2 separate regions of the Mus musculus genome follow, and region 1 is linked to region 2. The links are chromatin contacts, found by POLR2A ChIA-PET in ENCODE. All regions are on one chromosome and are shown on one strand. Each heading gives the region's core, a stretch centred on a gene start or an enhancer-like site at or near the end of the contact. The rest is flanking DNA. Distances are from core to core; before and after follow the strand shown. Region 1 holds the start of Egln1 (egl-9 family hypoxia-inducible factor 1). Region 2 holds the start of 2810004N23Rik (RIKEN cDNA 2810004N23 gene).

Region 1 (4,583 bases), core at 177-2,676, 86 kb after region 2:
AGCTACACGGGGGAGGGGAGCAGGCCGCCAAGCTTTTCCTGAATACAGGGAGTTTTCCGACCACAGGCTTTTAAATGAACCTTTCTGGGGGCAGCTGACAGAGTCCTAGCTAAACACAGTGTCTGGCTCTCAATCAGAGCCGGGTGCGCGCTAAAAACCGCGGGGCTTTTAACTAGCTCAGGCACACAGGCAAGATAAGATGCATCACCCAGACCCGGTGTAGCTGGTACCCCAACGACCCCCACGAGTGACCAGGGCTCCGGCAGGCTCTGCACTGTGCACTGTGGCAGACAGTACAAGGACAAAAGGAGCCACGCTAAGACAGAGCGCCGGGCCCCGGGTCTGCGGGGGCGGGGGGTGGTCCTCACAGACCCTCCTCCGGTCGCAAGAGCCCCAGCCACTTACTTTCGTTCGGCCGTTTATCCTGTAGTTGCCCAGCTTCCCGCTGCAGTGGCGGATCAGGTCGTCCATGCTGCTCATGAGCAGGCCGATGGTTTCGCAGCCGGGCTCTTTGCCCTCGATCCAGGTGATCTGGTCCCCCCGGATGTCCTTGGAAGAGTCACTCTTCTGGCTGACCAGCTGCCCGTCCGTGAACTTGCCGGTGTCGTGCAGGGCGCGCACCTCATCGCCGATCTGCTGCCCGGTCTCCCTGCCCAGGAAGTCGTCCACCACGCAGATGCCGTGCTTGTTCATGCACGGCACGATGTACTCCAGAGCCAGCTTCAACGCGGGCAACGGCTTGGTCTGCCCGTTGGGCCGCAGCCCTCCACCGGGACTCAGCGCCTCCCCGGGGCCGCCACCCGCTGGGCACAGGCTGGCGCGCTCGGGGCCCGGAGACCGGCTAAGCGGAGGATCCTCGGAGCCGGGCTCTGCTGGGCCGGGGCCGCTCCGGGCCTGCGCCGCGTCCTCCGGGCCCGGTACGCGCGAGGCCGCCGCGCTGTCCCCGCGCCGGGCCGCCCCGCCGGCGCGCGCGGCTCCGGGGGCCCCACCGGGCGGGGGCGCGACGCGGGGCTGCGCCGGCGCGGGCTGCGCGCGGGGGGCCTCGCCGCCCTGGCACACCAGCTTGTGCTTCTTCCAGTCCTGGCGCTGGTGCTCTTTGCAGCAGTAGAAGGAGCTGCGGCAGCGGCCGCAGCGCAGCAGGTTCTCCATCTTCCCGCACAGCTCGCAGTACTGCCGGTCGCGCTCGCTGGCGCTCAGCACGCCGGGCCCGCCGCTGTCACTGGCCATGGCCGCGGCAGGGCGGGCCGCGGGCCGGGAGCGGGGCGGCGGCGGGGCCGTCGGGGCGCCCGCCCGGGGCCGCCGCCCGCTGCGGGAGGCCGCGCGCGCCCTGGCCTCGCCTGCCTTGCCCGGGGCCGCCTAGCGCCGCATCGCGCCGGAGAGAGCGCGGCCTGCGCGGCGCACAGCGCCCTGGGCGGGCGGGCCCAGCCGGCTGCGTCGGGGCGGGCGGGCAGGGCGCGGGCCTGCGGGCGCCACTCGCTCCGCGCGCGCTGCACGTACACCACGGCCCCGGCGACCCGGCGCGCGGGCGGAGAGGGCGGGGGCCGCGCGCACGCGGCGGGCCGGGCCTAGCGGGCGGGCGCGCCGCTTCCTCCGCCCTCCCCTCCTCCTCGCGGCTCCGCCCGGGGCGCGCGTCGCCGGCCTGCGCGCGCGCAGCTCCACCTGCCTGTCCGGGCCCGCCGGCAGCGCTCCGGGGCTGCCTCGGCCACCTCGGTCCCGCGGAGGAGGAAACGGAAGCTCAGACGGCCGCTGGGCCGCTCCAAGCTCCGGGACGGCCGCTGCGCGCTCCCGGTCTGCTGCTCCCCGGAGGCCGCGGAGGGCACAACAAAGGCCCCCCGGGCAGCCTGCTCCGGGACCGGCTCCTGCAGTCGCCGGGCCTGGTTCTGGCTTTGCTTTGTTTTTGCTTTTCTGCGGTCCTTAAACTCTTGAGATTTCTCCCGGTTCCGGTTCGAGACCTCTGGGTTAAGTAAGGTAATCAGGGCTCGGTTCCAGATCCGCATTCAGGCCTGAAGCTCTCAAGAGCATAGTCCGTGAACGAAGCTGCACAGGGAGTTAAAGTCTCACATTAGAATCTGCCAATAGTGTCTGCAGAATTATGAGGATTATTACGGGCTTTCTTTGTTGTCTTGAGACGCAGCCCGGTAGTCCTCGGAAGTAGATTCTCCTACCTCTTCTGGTCAGTGGTAAGGTGATTAGCGTGAGCCCTCTTTGCCAACTCAGTTATCTGCATTTTGTTTGATTTCAGTGTTGTAAATTGAGACGAACACACTAGTTGCTGTTTCTTTGTTTTTATGAAACCTTCAAACCTCATAGAGCTTGGCACGGTGGTAAACGGCTTTAATGCTGGCACTCAGAGGCAGGAAGATCATTGTGAGATTGGGGCCAGCCTGGGCTACAAAGTGAGTTCCAGGATCAAACGCACTTGCACACACAGCTCAGAGAAACAAACCAGAGACTGTCGGTTCCACGTGTGATTTGTAGTAAGTAACTAGTGGGGCCGGGGCAAGGAGAATGACGGGTATATTTGGAGCTGCAGAGAGGGAAGCAAGAGCTGTACAGGTTGAGGACCAACCTGCTCTATGTGGTGGGTTCTGGGACAGCCAGGGCTACGGAGTTCGACATGGTCATACAGCCTCCAAAACAGAAGGACCTCCCTAGGTGCAAACATTTGTCATAATGTACACACACGGTCGTATACTTGAGTGTAGCCATTGGGACAGACAGCCGAGAATTTAAAATTGCTGTTTGGATGCCAGGGGGAACACAGAAACGGGAATTGTTAGCTCTGCCATTTGAATGAAGTTGCAAGCAAACAACTCCGAAATGTAAGAGCGACAACATTTACACGCATACACTTTGAGAATAATCTTGAAGCTGAACATGGTGGTAGCACACGTCTGTAGTGCCAGCTCTTGGGAGATGGAGACTGAGTTCATCTTTGCTTACACAGAGGCCACCCCTGACTACATGAGCTCCTTCCCAGTGCAAAAATACAAAGCCATTTTGATCTGGGGGTGTAGTTCAGGGGTACAGTGCTTGCTTGCTGTATGCAAAGCCCTCAGTTCATTTCCCGGGACCAAAGAAAATATTTTTCTGAAATGCATACATTGAATGCAGGAAGCAGGCTGGGCCTGTGGCTCATTTAGCTCTTTGCTGGAAGCCTAGAGTCCTAACCTTGATCCCCAGGAACCTCCCCCCACAACCTCCCCCCCCACACAAGTAAGTAGATATAAGTAGAATCAGATAGTTCTTCGGCCTCTTTTTTGCTAGAGTACATACACTTTTTTTTTTTTTAACTGTTTGTAAAAGGAACTTGTCTTGGCAGGAAGCAACAAGCAGGGAATTTGTTACAATTCTTTTACATTTACTTGCTTGTACTTATTAAAATTGCCCACATAGTCAAAGGACTCTAATTTTTTTTATTACAGCTTATTGGTTTAGGGTGTATGTGTACATAATGTGGGCATGTACAATCCACAGTGCGTCTGGAGGTCAGAGGACAACAGAGGAAGCTCTCTCCTTTGCTCTCTCCTTCAATCTCGGCTCAGGCTCAAGGTGTCGGTCCCAGGACCTCTCCCTGCCAAGCCGCTGACCCCAACAGTTTCTCTCTCAGGAGGTTAACGTTCAGTTTAGCTCTCTACATGGTTTGTGTGTGTGTGTGTGTTTAACTGTATTTTTTACTGAATTCTACTTAAAGACATCAGACTTAAGATTTTAGTGAACAGAATCAGTCATGGCTCTCATGCGGTCGCACACTGACAACGCTGAAACAGTTCCGAGTTTCAAGTTCCAGGCCAGCCTATCTCAGAAGACAAGTAACCCAGAAATGCCTGGTTACTTTTCTTGTTGCAATTAAGCATATAGAATCACAAACATACAGTTAATAGAAAGTCAAATACAGAAGGCAGGAAAGATGGATCAGTGGTTAAGAGCACTGGTTGTTCTTCCAAAGGACCTAGGTTCAAATCCCAGCACCCATGTGGCAGCTCACAACTATAACTCTAGTTCCAGGGCATCTGAAATTTTCTCACCAATGCATACAAATTATATATATATACAATATATATAAAATACATACACATTTACACACATATATTACACATATATATTTACATATATATAAATAAAATTATATATATATATATACATATATGTGTATATATATTCAAATATAAAGTACTCCTTTCAAATGTTTCCAAAAGTCCACAATTATGGACTTTGTGATTATTGTAGTTTGATAACTTAGGCAGTAATTCTCATCTGGGAGGTCTTGGTTAGCGTGCCACTGACTAAGTTGCTTGGATAAGAATCTGGTCTACCATCACCATGGTAGCTGTCAACATAAAACTGTCTTAATGGTCAGTCTATGAAGTAGGAAGTGGTAGAGGCTCCATTGAACAGAAGGTGAGTGGTATGCTGTGGGAGTTGCTGCTTTTCAGGCAGTGCCTGCCTCCAGCCCGTCAAAAACAACATGGTGAAAACAGACTGAAGATTTCAAGGAAGTGCCACTTTGTCTGCTCCTACATGACAACCTGGACCACAGCTGATTGCTACCTGAGTGGCCACCATTCTTGGCGGGAGCTCCC
Region 2 (4,588 bases), core at 1,064-3,563:
TCCATATACCTATGGCCTGGAGGTACTAACATCATAAATTTACCTACTGAGCACAAACACTAACGAGGTTTATAGTGCCCACTTTCTTCTGGGGAAGATTCGGGTTTGGCAACCTTAGGCCCACACGATGGGTAAGATGCTAAGTCCTGTGAGTCATTGATCAAATGCTTGGTCCTGAAGGAAGCCCTGGGGCCCCAGGTTCAGTCTAAGGCCACTGAAGCATCCATTACCTTTGCCGGCTCATCTTCATCTGACTTTAGTTTTCTCTTTTTACTTTTGCTTTGAAACTCTACCACTTCCACTAGCTTGCTGCCGTTCTTTGGGGGAGAGAGGGAGACTGCAGTAGTGACAGGGACTTCTGAAGGGGCAGCGGGAGCAGACTGCAGTTCTTCTCTGAGCTTCTGGAAAAAGCTGGAAGCACTCTTCTTCTGGCCTCGTACAGGAGATCCAGGCAGGGGAAGCGGCTCTACTGCCACATCTTCTATAGTCTCTGAGTCTCTCTTCTTTGCTTTCTTCTTTCGGATCCTTTTCTGCTCTGTTTCACCTTCCGTCTCTCCTGTTCATTTCAACATTAAAAAAAAAATTAAAAATCATCTTAGTTTTAATTAATGCCAATACTGAAGGAATGCCACTTTGCATGGGGCCCAGACACAGGCATCCACTCATGTACACAAAGAAACGAAGTGCTTAGGGCCAGGTCTCATGACTTCATGATCTCCAGGACCCACACGGTGGAAGGAGAGAACTCACTCCTGTGGGAGGTGTTTTCTCACTGCATATGGCGGGGTTGACACACACCCGCACATACATAAATAAATAAAGTAACCGGAAACCACAAACACAGGCAACACTTTCAGAAATCAAAATCCTGCCTTCCTTCCCAGATAGCTGCATACACCTCTGACCCTTAGTAATACAATTACGCTAGTCCTCACACCCGGTGCCATCAACGTCATAGTTCCCAGGACCATGTTAAAAGCATTTGCCTCTATACTAGCATGTCTTTTTACCACACTGCAGGGTTACAGGTACATGTCCGGGTTCTTCTTGTTTTCCTTCGGTTTTGGATTTAAAGGGAATCCAGCTAAACTTTAATTGCTTTAATTTGAATACCTTTACTTTCTACTCTATTTCTCATCTTCAGTTTGTTTCTTCTGCTCAGACTCTCAACAGTGATCTGAAATTTCAATCAGGCGTCTAAGCCTCAGTACTGACCTACAGTATGGGCCCAGGAGCTTTCTGAATACTAGCTGTGTACTTGTGGCCAATGTAACTCTGCCAGTATAGATATAAAAATGAATAGGTAAAGTCCAGGTAGCTGGGAAGTAACTACCGTAATGAATTCCTGCATGTGTGAATATCAACTGTATCTAGGATTTTAAAAATTAGTCTTAAAACTTGTGAAAGTCAGCCAGGTGGTGGTGGTGGCGGCGGCGCACGACTTTAATCCCAGCACTTGGGAGACAGAGGCAGGCGGATTTCTGAGTTCGAGGCCAGCCTGGTCTACAGAGTGAGTTCCAGGACAGCCAGGGCTACACAGAGAAACCCTGTCTTGAAAAACCAAAAAGAAAAAAAAAAAAAAAACCCAAACAAACAAACTTGTGAAAGTCGGAGGCCAAGTGTTGTCGGTGGACACAAAGAACCTAACACAGCGCAGAATGTGACATCAGGCCCTAGACCTTGAGACTCGAGCTCTTAAGGAGGACCTTTATGAAGATGTGTGTACATATATGGGTTGCTCTGACAGTTAATGAGGGAAACACACAAAAATGCATGTACATGTACACCTGGTACGTTCTTCCAAGTTCTCAGCTTGCTTTTGCTTTTTAATCGTGTAAGTGAGCTTGGAATTTTGAGCAACCGCTCCAAAATAAAAACAATACAGCGTTTGTTACGTGTCTGGTTCTAAAAGTCAGGCAATCAACGTGAGCTCTTCTGCCTGCCAGTGCCTGTCCTTCTGCGAGTGGCCTGCCTTTAGTAACCATCTCTGATTTTATTTTCCTGCACAGTGAGAAGGAGAGCAAAAGGTCGGCCAACAAGTGGGGGAGAAGGTCCCGGAGAGGGTAGCGCTTGCGGACATGGCTCCAGGAGACCACGTGGGCCGTGGTCCCGCCGCCTCGGGATGCGTTTCACTGTCTTTGGCCGCCTCCTCCCAGGAGCTACGCTCACCCAGGTCGTAGAGGGTCCGCAGAACGGCGTCCAGGAGTGCCTCCGAACCAGGAGGCTCAACGGAGTCCGAATCGTGCTCCGCCGCCATGGGAATCAGCACGGAGACCCCCCCAGATCCCGCCCAGTGCCCACCACTTCCGCTTCCGGCGCGGCTTCTGCGCGTGCGTCACGGTCCCTGCGCGGCCTCGGGCCTGGTTAAGATGGCGGTGCCCGGGGTCCCGTGCAGTGGCCGTACGGAGTGCCACTGTCCTGGGCAGACGGGAGCCGCCCCGTGCGAAAGAACCGCCCCCAGCGGCTGCACTACAGCCGTGTAGCAGACCAGCCCAGGCCCCGCCAGGGACGGCAGCCGCGCCATGGACGTTCCTAGCTCCTCCAGCTCCCGATTCTCGGTCGGCTCGGCCAGCCCTAGCAGTGTGCTCCTCTATGCGGTAGGCGCCTGGGAGGACCAAGGCCCAGGGCAACGTCGCGGGAAGGACAGTCCCTCCCCGATCCCTATGTCCCCAGCCCACGACCCTTGCTTGTCTTAAAGAGCGGGTCCTAACCCAGTTGGGTACGTGGCTTGGTATCCACGGCAACCATGTGTCTGCGCCTCGGTTAACGCGTCTGCTTTTACAAGTTTGTATCGATGGCGGTCCCTCTGTCCCTTCTCCCCGTCAGGCCGGGAGCCCCCGCACACAACATGAGGGGAGCATTAGAGTTCTGCCTGTTGAGTAGTAATCTTAGTCCTGACCTAGCCCGAGAAGACTTTTGGGTCTCCACCTCCCGCCTTCTCCCCAGCCCTCTACCTTAAGTATTCCTGAGAGAGAAAAATATTCGGCTACAATATGCGCGTAGAGTTTTTTTTTTTAACTCTTACTTGGAACCTCAGGAAATTACTGTCTTCTATTCGTTATGTTTGCACAAGTTTCTGAGTAGGATACCCATTGCCACTGTTTTCTGTCCAACTTACCTTCTACACTACCCCCTTCCGCCCCCCACTTCCTTCCTCTTCTAGTTTTAACTGGTGGTTTGCCCCGTTTGGTTTCCAACAGAGTGTTGGTCACTTACAATATTCACGAGCAATTATCAAGGTGGAGACTTCGTGTGCTTTCACTCCGTGGGTTTGCACAATTACGGGTGGGGTGGGGTGAGAATTTGCTTATTTTTATGTGTATGAGTGTACCTGCATGTGTGTATGTGCACCACGAGGTGTCTGGTGCATCAGAGGCCAGCTCTGGGAATTGAGTTACAGATTGTGAGCTGCCCCAATGTGGTTGCTGAAGGAATGACCCTTAACCCTTGTGCCATCTCTCCATCCTCGGGGGAGAGTTAAAAAAAATCTTAATTAATTATTTTTGAAACAAGATTTTCTTGGTTTGTTCTCTGGCTTTGGCACTAGCTGTGAAGCCCCAGGCTTTCTGGATCTTGCATTCCTCATGCCCTCACCTCCAGAGAGCTAGGATTATAGTCTACACCACCACTCTTGACAAAAGTGCCTTTCAAAGGGTATTTCCATGCTATGCCAGTAGTTAACACCATTTTCTTTTCTTTCCTTTCCTTTCCTTTCCTTTCCTTTCCTTTTCTTTCTTTCTTTTTTTTTTTTTTCTTTTTGGTTTTTTGAGACAGGGTTTCTCTGTGTAGCCCTGGCTGTCCTGGAACTCACTCTGTAGACCAGGCTGGCCTCGAACTCGGAAATCGCCTGCCCCTGCCTCTGCCTCTGCCTCCAAAGTACTGGGATTAAAGGCATACACTACCACTGCCCAGCTTTTGGTTTGGTTTGGTTAGCACAACTACTTTTGGAATGTGGGCAAACTTCTTAAGTTCCATAAAAAAATTTAGATTTATGATTAATCTGAACTGTAGCCTTAAAGCCTATGGCTGGAACCTCTGTCATTGACTTCACCATCTTTAGCCTGTTATTCTAAAGCAGGCACATTGGAAAAGAAGAGTGTTCTGATAGCTCTAACTCCAGCTTCTTGGCCTTTAAGTGGGTTTGTGCGTTGATTGGAACTTTCCTTGTACGTGTTTATGAAAGGAGTTGGTTTTTTTTTTTTTTTATGATGAAATTGTTATCAGCTTTCTGTGAATAAGTAAGGTGACTGGTCATGAACATTTCCACTTTGGAGGCTGGACAGCAGCTTTCTTTTTTTTTTTTTTCCCCTGAGACAGAGTTTACTTTGTGTAGCTGAGGGTGCCTGGAATGTGCTCTGTACACCAGTTTGGCCTCAGACTCTGCTAAGAGATCTGCCTGCCTCTGAGGGCTGGGATTAAAGGTGTGTGCCACCATGTGGTGGTACACTCTTGTCTCAGCAGCCCATAACAGTGGGCCTGGCTAATGTTTGTGACTGCACAGCTGGTGACCATGGTAGGCAACTTCAGGCTGCCTAACTTCCTCCACCACACTCTTTCTGTCTGTGCAATACTCTCTGTCTAATCTGTA

The links. ChIA-PET counts read pairs that join two places held with the same protein, here RNA polymerase II (POLR2A).
Region 1: POLR2A ChIA-PET joins it to region 2 with 13 read pairs in Patski. The contact joins the promoter of Egln1 here to the promoter of 2810004N23Rik in region 2. POLR2A ChIA-PET finds 5 or more read pairs at or near these places in 2 of 5 experiments (Patski and embryonic stem cell).

The regions. Positions count from the first base shown.
Region 1 is chr8:124,947,828-124,952,410 of GRCm38, forward strand. It overlaps Egln1 (egl-9 family hypoxia-inducible factor 1), which reads right to left and starts at 1,427. Exons shown (of 5, transcript NM_053207.2): 1 at 406-1,427. The coding sequence starts at 1,227. It overlaps Gm46060 (a long non-coding RNA gene), which reads right to left and starts at 398. Exons shown (of 2, transcript XR_001778719.2): 1 at 1-398.
Region 2 is chr8:124,860,716-124,865,303 of GRCm38, forward strand. 2810004N23Rik (RIKEN cDNA 2810004N23 gene) reads right to left here and starts at 2,314. Exons shown (of 7, transcript NM_025615.2): 1 at 2,170-2,314; 2 at 231-556. The coding sequence starts at 2,257. It overlaps Gnpat (glyceronephosphate O-acyltransferase), which reads left to right and starts at 2,318. Exons shown (of 16, transcript NM_010322.3): 1 at 2,318-2,597. The coding sequence starts at 2,523.